Linked DNA regions of Homo sapiens: region 1 is linked to region 2. The links are chromatin contacts, found by Hi-C or POLR2A ChIA-PET in ENCODE. All regions are on one chromosome and are shown on one strand. Each heading gives the region's core, a stretch centred on a gene start or an enhancer-like site at or near the end of the contact. The rest is flanking DNA. Distances are from core to core; before and after follow the strand shown.

Region 1 (5,476 bases), core at 1,667-4,166, 150 kb after region 2:
GATTAAATAATGACACACTGAATGGCATGTTCACTAATGATGATAAGCACCATTAAAGACAGCTGGATGGAATTTAAAGGGGTAGATGGTAGTCTGGTCTGATCTAGCCAAGGGCCCAAGAGACAGCATGCAAAAGTCTAAAGGAAGAAGAGAAGGAAAGGATAAATATCACAGACAGAAAGAAAAGCATGAGCAAAGGCTTTATGGCAGAAGGAGCATAGACTATTTGAGGAACTGAAAGATTCTCTCTGTGTCTAGACCACAGAAAAAATGGGTTAAAGAAGTTCAAGATGAGGTTGGAAAGGCAGGAAGGGGCCAGAGTATGCAGAACACTGGTTATCATATAGAATCGGTCTTTGTTCTAAAAGGATGGGGAGGGATTCAGATAAAAAAAATTAAGATTTTTTTACAAGGGCTGTAAAATTGCAAGTAATCTGTTTAGGTTATGATTAACACAACATCATATCATTGTATTATATACTAACATATGGTTAGTATCCATCATATTGTGAAGGTATGACAAACAGCCTTCAACTTACATCCAATTCTGAGGATAATTAATGGCTATGGGAATAATGTGTTGAGACTCAGTGGGTATATCTGGATCCAGTAGGAATGAATACTATTATCCATTAACAATATAGGCCTGTCCAGGCACAGTGGCTCATGCCTATAATCCCAGCCCTTTGGGAGGCTGAGGGGGGCAGATTGCTTGAGGCCAGGAGTTTGAGACCAGCCTGGCCAACATGGTGAAACCCTGTCTTTACAAAAAATACAAAAATTAGCCAGGTGTGGTGGCGCATGCCTATAGTCCCAACTACTCGGGAGGCTGAGGCATAAGAATTCTTGAACCCAGGAGGTGGAGTTTGCAGTGAGCCGAGATCGTGCCACTGCACTCCAGCCTGGGCGACAGAGAGACTCTGTCTCAAAAAACAAAACCAAACAATGTAAACCTGGAATAGACTGAAGCTGGGTGTTCTAACTGTGGCTGCATAAAGCAAAGGGGCTCTGTCATAAGACTGCCCCAGGTCTGAATCACAGCTGTGCCACTTGGTATCTGCTGGAACTTGGGCAGTTTACTTAGTAACTCAGAATCTCAGCTTCCCAAGCTGTAAAATAGACATAGAAGTACCCATCTTCAAGGGACTTTATGAGGATTATTGGAGTTGAAATGTTTAACAATTAGGCACATGATGGACTTCATAATAATAAACTTTCTTAATGTATAAAGAGAATTTGGAAGTATAATTGCAGAATATTTAAAGTTGAAACTACCTTAGGGTAAGTGGGAAGGAAAAAACAGAAAGGACAACTTATTTCAACTTTTCTCAACATAAGTTATCTTTAAGTATGAGTGCTACACAATAGACCTTTACAAAAACAACCAAGAGGGCAGGTGTATGCTCTGCATGCATTCATTCACCAGGTTTGGTAAATGAGTTACCCATTTACCCCGGTAGTATAAGAGATTATTAAACTGTGGCACCAAAAGACAGACATACTAGATGTTGGACACTTGAGCAAATTTGTAAGCTGTCCATCCAAATTTTTAAGCTGCAAAAAGGAAATTGTTAGAAAACCATTAGATGACTTGCACACATTGAGGAGATGAGACAGTTGGGATGCTGAAGATTAAGAGGATTTGTGAAGAGGATTTCATCAGAGAGAGGTGTTAGTGAACAGAGTCTCAGATAACTCCCGGGTTTTAACTTTTTCAGGCATAGTGCCAGGTACAAAGTTGATATTCAACAAGCATTTATTGAATGAATGATTGAATGAATAACTGATATATCACTATAACCTGAAATAGGTAAGAAATAGGGAAAGAGCATTAAGAGTCTTTAATCTTGAGGCTGCAAATAAATTATATCACATAAAATTAAGAAAGTTGGCTGGGGGCAGTGGCTCCCATCTGTAATCCCAGCACTTTGGGAGGCCAAGATGGGCGGATCACGAGGTCAGGAGCTTGAGACCAGCCTGGCCAATATAGTGAAACCCTGTCTCTACAAATAATACAAAAAATGGCTGAGTGTGGTTGCTCATGCTTGTAGTCCCAGCTACATGGGAGGCTGAGGCAGAAGAATTGCTTGAACCTGGGAGGCAGAGGTTGCGCTGAGCCGAGATCGCACCACTGCACTCCAGCCTGGGTGACAGAGCGAGACTTTGTCTCAAAAAAAAAAAAATTTTAAGAAAGTTTGCAGGTGTGATGAGGGAGCCAATTTTTATAATCTTTGAAGAGTATGGAGTAAAATTATAGAAGACTAGAAATAGTTTCTCCTTTACAAAAAAAGCTGAATTTCAGAAATGATAAAACTGTGCCATTAATTTTGGCAAAACACTAAAGTGTATTTCTAAACAGTTAGTCATGAAAGTAGTCTTCACCAGGAGCTAGCATTTGTCTGTTAGGGTTACTAGAGTAGCCTGAACAGGAACATACTAAAAATAATGTATTCTGATTTTAGGGAGAGATTTGATAGCTGGGTAATTGCAAAAATGTGGTTGCAATGATAAGACAGGCATAATTGTAGTTTGTAACTACCTTACACAAATTCATTAATGGCAAATTAGTCTAGATGGAATCCCTAGATTCAGGATGTAGAGTAGTGGTTTGCAGTCCTGGTCAACTGTTAAACAAGGAAACTTTTACAACACATCAATATCTGCCTCCACACTCAGAAATTTAGATTTTTTTTGTCTGGTATGGAGTCCAGCCATTTGAATATTTCAAAAATTCTCTAGTGTTCTAACATACAAAGTTTTAATCACTATTTTCTTAATGTTCTATTCTTGGCCATGGACTTTACAATATATTTTTAAGGAACATATTGAATGAAGACAGAAAAACTCCTTGTGTTGTGTTTGTAGATGAGTCAAAACTAGAAAATGATGACATTAAGCCTGAAATGAGCAAACAAATGAAAACCTTCAACAAGACAGAAAAATGAGCAAAGACACTCACAAAGTAAAATGTCTTGTTACAGAGGTATTTTGCTAATGAAATGAGTCAACACGTAGAAAGAACTTAGAGCAGAATTAGGTACATGCACACTCAATACATTTATCACACCAAATCCTGCTCACCGTAGGTCAGCATTCTCTCCATATTAGAGAAATGAAGGTACAAAGAATGTGCCCTTCTAGCCTAAGATCATGCAGTAAGTTGCAAACCTGGGCTTCAAACCCAGTCCTGACTCCAGTGTCCAAGTTCTTATTTACTATTCTGAGTGTTAGTGTGAACTTTGATTTTAGGACTGAAAGGGATGTTAGAATTTACCTCAGACATTTTAGAGAGAAAAACTGAGGTTTGGAAAGGTGAGTCATTTGCCCAAATGCACAAAGATAGAGAATGGTAGAGGAAGAAGAACGAGGAGGAGGAGGAGGAGGAGGGGGAGGAAAAAGGAAAGGAAAGCAAAGGAAGGGAAGGGAAGGGAAGGGAAAGGAAGGAAAAGAGGACAAAAGGAAGGAAAGAAGCCAGGTCCTGTGTTTAGGGACCTTTCCAAATCAAAGGAAATCTGGGAAGGTTCTAACTTATTTCACGGAAAAGGAGTGCATCAGGAGGGAAATCCACAAGAAAGCTTTGAGAAATGCTCTCAAAGAGGTTCTGACTCTCACAGGTAGTGCTAGACGTTTCTCAGTAATCCTGAGATCAGTCTATTTCTCTCCCTCACAGCCCCATGCCTGGACTAAGCCTGTTTTGTCTTGTCTTGTCTTGTCTTGTCTTGTCTTGTCTTGTCTTGTCTTGTTTTGTTTTGTTTTGTTTTAGAGGCAGGGTCTCACTCTGTCACCCAGACTGGAGTGCAGTGGTGCCGTCAGGGTTCACTGCAGTCTCTACCTCCCAGGCTTAAGTGATCCTCCAACCTCAGCCTCCGGAGTAGCTGGGACTACAGGCACACACCACCATGCCTGGCAAATTTTGTTTTGTTTTGTTTTGTTTTGTTTTTGTAGGGATGGGGTCTCACTGTGTTTTTCAGGCTGATCTCAAACCCTTGGCTTCAAATGATCCTCCTGACTCAGCCTGCCAAAACACTGGTATTACAGGTGTGAGCCACCATGCCTGGCCTAAAGGTTTAATTAAAGAGGTGAACTCCCATGTCAAGGAGAGTGTTAAAAGGTAAGAATTGAAGTTTGTTTTCTCTGGCTTAGGGAAATCCTGACCCAGAGATGTGGAGAAGGATATTGAAGATGTTTTATACCAAATTATAAAATCTTGGATTAGGAGATTTCAGAAGACTTCCTAACATGTACTGTGGCTGCTCTTGCCACATGAAAAAAACCCATGGTCCTGTAGAGTATGCTCCAGTGATTTCTGGGAATCCCCAGGTGGAATCCCACATGTACTCATGAACCAGCTTTATTGGCTACTATGTTGCTTCTACCCCGTTTTTTCTTTTTTCTTAAACTCATTCTGTGTAACGAAGCTGCCTCACTCAGTAGTGAGAATGAAGATTAAATGAGATAGCACATAGGCACTCAATAAATCAAAATTTGTTGCAATAATGCCATTAATAATGAAGAAAAATAACTCCGCTAGTCGCTTCTGCTATTTTAAACTAGATGTCCACTGGAGTCAAGAGAGACTAGAATAAACTACTAAGGAATATTTGAAGGGAAAGATAATCCTTTTCTGTCAAAGACAGTGATTCAGGCTTCAAAGGCAGGAGGATGACCCAGTCTGGACACAATAACAATTCCAGGCACAAGTTGCTATGTGTTGCAGGCAGGATCTCCTAAATGGAGTCCTGGTGGACACCTGTCCTAAAAGCACCCAGAGCTCACACTGCTCCAGCCTGCACCTCTCACCTCCAGCCACCTTGGAGAATGAAGATAAAGACAGTGATCACTCCAGAGTGCATGCTGAGGCTCAGGGCCTGTGCTACATGCTGCAAGTATGTGACCTCACTGAGTCCTCACAGCAACTTATAAAGCCAATGCCCTTTACAGAAGGAGAATATATAAATTCATAAGAGTTAAATACCTTGCCCAAGGAAGTGTCTATTTTCTGACTGTAAGACACATCCTTAACCCCTCTGTATATGTCAGGAGTTTCCGGTAAATGTTCTCTACCTAGACCTGCAAGAAGGACTCCTTCTCTGCTCATCTGCTTAGACCCTAAAACCATCCCCACATCCTGGCCTCCTATGAGTCTAGCCTGGCTGCTTTGCATCCTCCCCTCATGGGAGTATTTGTGAAGAATGGATTTAGCTTCTTGGCTCTGCAGCTTTGCTTCTGAGCCAGACAGAGGACTCACATGACTCCAAGTGTCAGGTCCCCAGGGACACCAGTGCGAACACCAGCTGCAGCTGTGACTCCTTTTGCACACACTGTTTTTGGAGGAGCTCTTACCACACTCTGAGGGACTGAGCACACTATTCACTTTCTGAAGGGTACTGAAGGAACATCTGGGGTCATCCTGCCTTGGTCAATATCCCTACATCTCTGCAGTAAAAGGCAAGCTCTTCTCACCCTTCCAAGCACG
Region 2 (5,136 bases), core at 2,424-4,923:
GAAAAGGCCACTTTCAATGCCGTGTATATATGGGCAACCCCTTCCAGGCAGGTATAAGTCACAATCAAATATTCAGAAACTTGTGAGTAACTTCCTGTCTTAATCTATCTGAAACTTCTGTGTGACCTCATTTAAATGTTGAAGTAGCTACAAGCTCAAAGTTATCAACTGCAACATTATTCAGAATTGCAAATATGAAGAGTGAAAGTAGAGAAAATGCTTGAGAAAATTGTGATACAGCAACTGAATGAAGCAGCTCATGGAAAATGCTAATTCTGAAAACTGTAGCACATAACAAATACTTGTGAAAAAAATCAAGATCCAAACCTGCAGGAGAAAAAATATTCAGAAGAGAAAAAAATAAACTGCTAGTAATGATGTTGTTCTTTTCTCTATTGTCTACGTTTTATATAATATTCTTATATTTCTTTTATAATGATTTTTTTAAAATATAAAGCAGCCTAAAGGTGAAATATGTGTCCTGATGAAGGCAGAGGCAAAAATTACCCTAAACAAATAATGGCCCTATTTATGTGTTTGTTTCTGCTACTGTAGATTCCATTTTCTTCCTAATTGTATTTCAGTTTGTGTGGTATATTCATTTTGCTTATTAAGCCTGTCCTCAGCCTTCCCTTTGCCCACACCCCTCCTCACTCCCTGGATCTGTGGGACGTATTGTGATGTCTGCCCGCTAATTTTGCTGTGACTGGGGCTGGTGTCTGGTTGGTGATTCATGTTTGTTCCAAAGTTGTACATCTGTGTTGGTTGCTTTGAAGCAGTGCCCCAGGGAATATGAAAGGCCATTTGTCTCCCTAAGACTGCTTCTTTGCATCAGAGACTTCTTCCCTGGCTTCGTTTAAATTCCAGCAAGCTCTCCTGAGTTTAAGTAGGGTAAGAAGGAAAGAAAACAAAAGCAAACAGGGGCATCATGGAGAGATCATTGGAGTCAGGGTCTAACCCCAGTTTACCTGGCATAAGTGAACTTCTTGGATTCTAATACTAGGGACAGAATGCCTATGACACTCATTTTAAGGGTAATGCTTTGTGGACTTACCCTCTGCCCACTAGGAATGCCTTTAGCAAAAAAGAAGGCAGAATGAGCCTTGGTGGAAACCCTGAATGGAAAGAGTTCTAAGAGCTCGGTGGGCATACCCACTTGGCACCTGCTCTAAGATTTTAGCACAGATACACACAGCAGTGGTATTCATAATATTTAATGACTGGCACTGCATGAGCACTGATGAATTAATGGACACAGGCACAGTGCTTCCAGACACCAATCCTTTAGTTACTGGATCACCAAGAAGTCCAGCTGACCCTGGAGGGCCTGGGGCAGTGGATGGATGCTAACAGTTTTAAAAGTATGTTAGTGTTTTAATATCCAGAAAGGTTGCACAGATACATACCAGATGAATAACAACATAAATACATGAAATTTCTAAACTCATGCCCACCATTAAGTTTTGTGTAATCCCCTCTTCACTTTTTAAGAACCTACCTACTTTGCCCTTAAAAATAGTTCAGAGCCCATGACCTACTGTTTCTAGGGGTTTGGGTGGCACACAAAAAAGCCCTTATCCACAGAGGGGCTTTTTATTTTGCTCAACTACGATAGATCTCACCCAAGGGAAGTTTGCAAGTCGCTTTATTATATTTTTGCTTGCTGCAATGTATGTGGCTAACAACGTAGCTCTGCCTCCAGGCAGGCTGGCAAGCAGGCTGCTAGTATGAGTGATTGTCCACCTGCCTGTCTGCCTGCAGTCTTTGAAAGGCAGCCCCATCCCAGACCATTAGCCTACTGAGAAAATTCATCTACAGTACCTTGAAAGACCAAACATATTGGATTGTTATAGCTTTTCTTTGGCCTTTTACCCAGACATTATCATTTTCTGCTTCTTATCAGACACCTGGAGTTTGTGGGTTGTCTAAAAGCAGCTTCTGTGAATGGTCTCTGGGGAAGCCTTATAACCCTGCCTTCTGTCATTTCTTCTCCTCATGTTTCAAGGAAACCTACAGCTTCAGGGTAATTTGCTGCCTCCCCGTTTTCATTCAAGAGAGCAGCCAAGGTTGCTTATAGTCTAACTGGCTCTTTATGTACCAAATTACTTTTGGTTGAATTCAGAGACTAAAGAGGAATTTCACTCAGTTATCTATTGGGCCATTCTGGAGTTCTGTCATTAGGAAAGTCTGAGGTTGTAAAGAAATTAGTTGCAAGACATGAGTCTTCCAATTCTGCTCTGCAAGTTACTAGCCTATGACTCTGAGAAAGGTATTTACATCTTGCTAAGCCTCATTTACCTCAAATGTAGAGTAGGATCATTTTATATACTTCACAGGGTTGTTAGGAGTAAATGGAATAATGTATTGGGAAGCACTTTGTAAAGTGAAGAAATATAAGCAAAATCCACCCAAAGTGAGCTGGTTGTAAGAACTAGTGAAAGGAAAGAACCAAGAATGTAGACATAAATCATGGCCGCTGAATTGGTATACAGGAAATTCACTGTTGTGGTCTAATTTGAAAAAAGGAGCATCCTCAGCCCCATATCTTTTGTTCACCATCTCTCTGCAAAGCTTTAGCTGGGGAGCAGTGAGAGTTCTGGAGAAATACTAGGGAAGAGGATTACTGTCAATTTGAGGCTAAGAGAGATTGTGTGTGCAGGAAAAAATGCATATGTAATGATAAAGGAGAATGTGAAAAGGGCACAGTGCCCAGGGAAATACCAGGAGCGTGGATACAGAAAACAAGAGACAAAATCTCTACTGCTCCCGTCTGTGTGTTCATTGATCAGAGCATGTTCAAATAATTCTGGGCTTGAGGGCACCTTTCTAGAGTGACGAAGACCGATAGGAAACCTCATGACACTCCTCTGTGGGAGCCAGTGAATGCATCCTCCCCCAGAGACAAAGCTCTGCAGCCTTGGAGAGTAATTTGGTGTTAGCAGATTAATTAAGTCATTTTCTGTGGTTAAATTTGCAGATGAATATTAAATCTCAGGCTGGGCCTCCCATCTAATAACCCAGTGGAGGTTGTCAGGATAACACTTTGTTCCTGAAACATTTAGAAATACGTGTATTGTATATTTAATGAGACTGTGATATTTATTCATGACAGGAAGAAGTCTTCCAGACAGGAAGACTTTACTCATGTGATAGTTCAGGGTCTGACACCTAGAGCTGTGCTGAATGCCCCCTCTAAAGTTGCTTATTATCACCAAGTTGTTGTATGCCTGGCACCAACGCCGAATTTGTCCAAGTTACTCATGTCACTGAAAGGCCATGGAGTTTGCTCCTGGGTTCAAATTCTGGCTCCATTATTTGCTAATGGTGGGCATGGGTAAATAACTGAACTTCAGTGCGACTCAGTTTCCTATACATAACATGAAAATAATAATGACTGCAACTCTAAGCTGTGTTGAGGATGAAAACTTTCCATAGTACATACAGTTTTATGTAAAATGCTTAGTGTATAGTACCTGCCACACGTTGGTTCTCAGTGTATACTATGTGTCCTCCTCCATGGTTATCATGTGACCAGAGTTTCCCACTTTCTCTTTAAGCTTTGATGTGGAAAATGGCCCTTCCCCAGGTCGGAGTCCACTGGATCCCCAGGCCAGCTCTTCCGCTGGGCTGGTACTTCACGCCACCTTTCCTGGGCACAGCCAGCGCAGAGAGTCATTTCTCTACAGATCAGACAGCGACTATGACTTGTCACCAAAGGCGATGTCGAGAAACTCTTCTCTTCCAAGCGAGCAGTAAGTACAAGCTCTGTCTGGCTTCCAGTTTCACATTTACCTCATCTCTACCCAGGTCACAGTGGCAGCAACAACAATTCCCCATTAATCTATGGTAAGGATGAAGGAAGAAAATGAATATGAGCAGGGGTGACGTGATGACCATTTTAAGGACATTAATGCTCTATAGCATGCGGAATATGTAGCTGGGGTCTCCAAGGGTTTTGGAAAACCTAGACACAGTGTTTACTTTACATCTTTTACTGATACCTTAAAAAAATTATTTTGCTTCATTTCCTGAACTGTTGAGTCATTTATGGCATGAGAACCTTAACACTTTTTATACATCACACTTGAAATTTCAGCTGTGTGTGCAGTTTTCATGAGGCTCCAGCAAAGAGGAAAAATGGTGATTGGTTATATGCATGCTGTCTCAGTAGCCTTTGCTTGGTGACTTTAATAAGATGTCATTCAGACACATGCCTGTGTCCCTTCTCTGAAACTTTAACACAATGCCCACTTGTTGCCTGGCTCCTTGGTGAGACACAACACACTCCACCGCCCTGTAAAGCACTGCTGATATTTTTGTTTTGCCGCTATTAATTGTAAATCTCTAAATTTTATTTAAAGAACAAGATCTAGGTTGTGTCACCCATTTATTAAATTTCCAAAACCAAATAAAATTGGATTCTGGAATTCATGCCTTAAAAGGTTTCTGGGCACAGATACAATTGTTTTTATATTATATGTCATAAAAGTATCAGTAGCTCCCTAAGGTCTCCAGTTTGGAAAATTCCACTCTGTTCTCTTCTGCTATTGGAAGGGAAGTCAAAAATTTCACCCTCTGGTGAAAGGGGGAATTTTGAAGCTACCAGCAAAAAAATATTCCTTGAGGCATTTCTGCCAGCACATTTTAATAGACGCACCCCTGCCCTAAAATATCTCAATCATTGTGTGGGCCCAAATTCATTTTTCAGTCATTTGGCAAAATTTACTGATTCTCTCCTTTGTGCCACACATTGTGTCAATCTCTGGTGATAAAAGACAAACAAAACAGTGTAAAAATCACAGATGAGTTAAAAGCATATCTCATTCTCAAAAAATGTGCATGCTGTCAGGGAGGTTACAGCTAAATAAGAAAGATAAGAGGAACACACACATACAAACATAACAGAGTGAAAGGAAATAACATTTAATGAGCACTTCCCATGGAGCCGAGCTCATGTTCTTATGTTATCTCTGTTAATCTGTCAGGTAGGTGTCTTTATTATCCCCACTCCATAGATGATGAAACTGGGACTCTGAGAGATTGAGAAACTTGCCCCTATCCCATGACTGTGTATCATGCTGTGTCCCATGATGTGGCTAAGCCTGACCATATTAAAAACTTTTGGAATCTTTCCAT

Evidence for each region. Hi-C counts contacts between places; a loop is a spot of excess contacts on that map. ChIA-PET counts read pairs that join two places held with the same protein, here RNA polymerase II (POLR2A). Pooled maps may share reads with other maps.
Region 1: a loop to region 2 is called in a pooled map, with 2.3 times the contacts of the local background. The contact joins two enhancer-like sites. A Hi-C loop is called at or near these places in 1 of 168 maps with a recorded cell type or tissue (OCI-LY7), 18 of 37 single-sample maps with no recorded cell type and 16 of 50 pooled maps. POLR2A ChIA-PET finds 5 or more read pairs at or near these places in 1 of 52 experiments (activated B cell).

What each region holds. Positions count from the first base shown.
Region 1 is chr1:66,397,140-66,402,615 of GRCh38, forward strand. No RefSeq gene overlaps it. Among named protein-coding and RNA genes, the nearest start is that of SGIP1, 130 kb to the right of the region's middle. RefSeq lists enhancers at 164-343, 3,197-4,396, 3,888-3,967, 4,058-4,107, 4,238-4,367. Within about 2 kb of position 2,917, at least 2 of the 41 ENCODE cell types and tissues checked have a DNase peak (open chromatin) inside an H3K27ac peak, as active enhancers do.
Region 2 is chr1:66,243,903-66,249,038 of GRCh38, forward strand. PDE4B (phosphodiesterase 4B) reads left to right here. Exons shown (of 17, transcript NM_002600.4): 4 at 3,558-3,752. Among named protein-coding and RNA genes, the nearest start is that of PDE4B-AS1, 200 kb to the left of the region's middle. Within about 2 kb of position 3,674, at least 4 of the 41 ENCODE cell types and tissues checked have a DNase peak (open chromatin) inside an H3K27ac peak, as active enhancers do.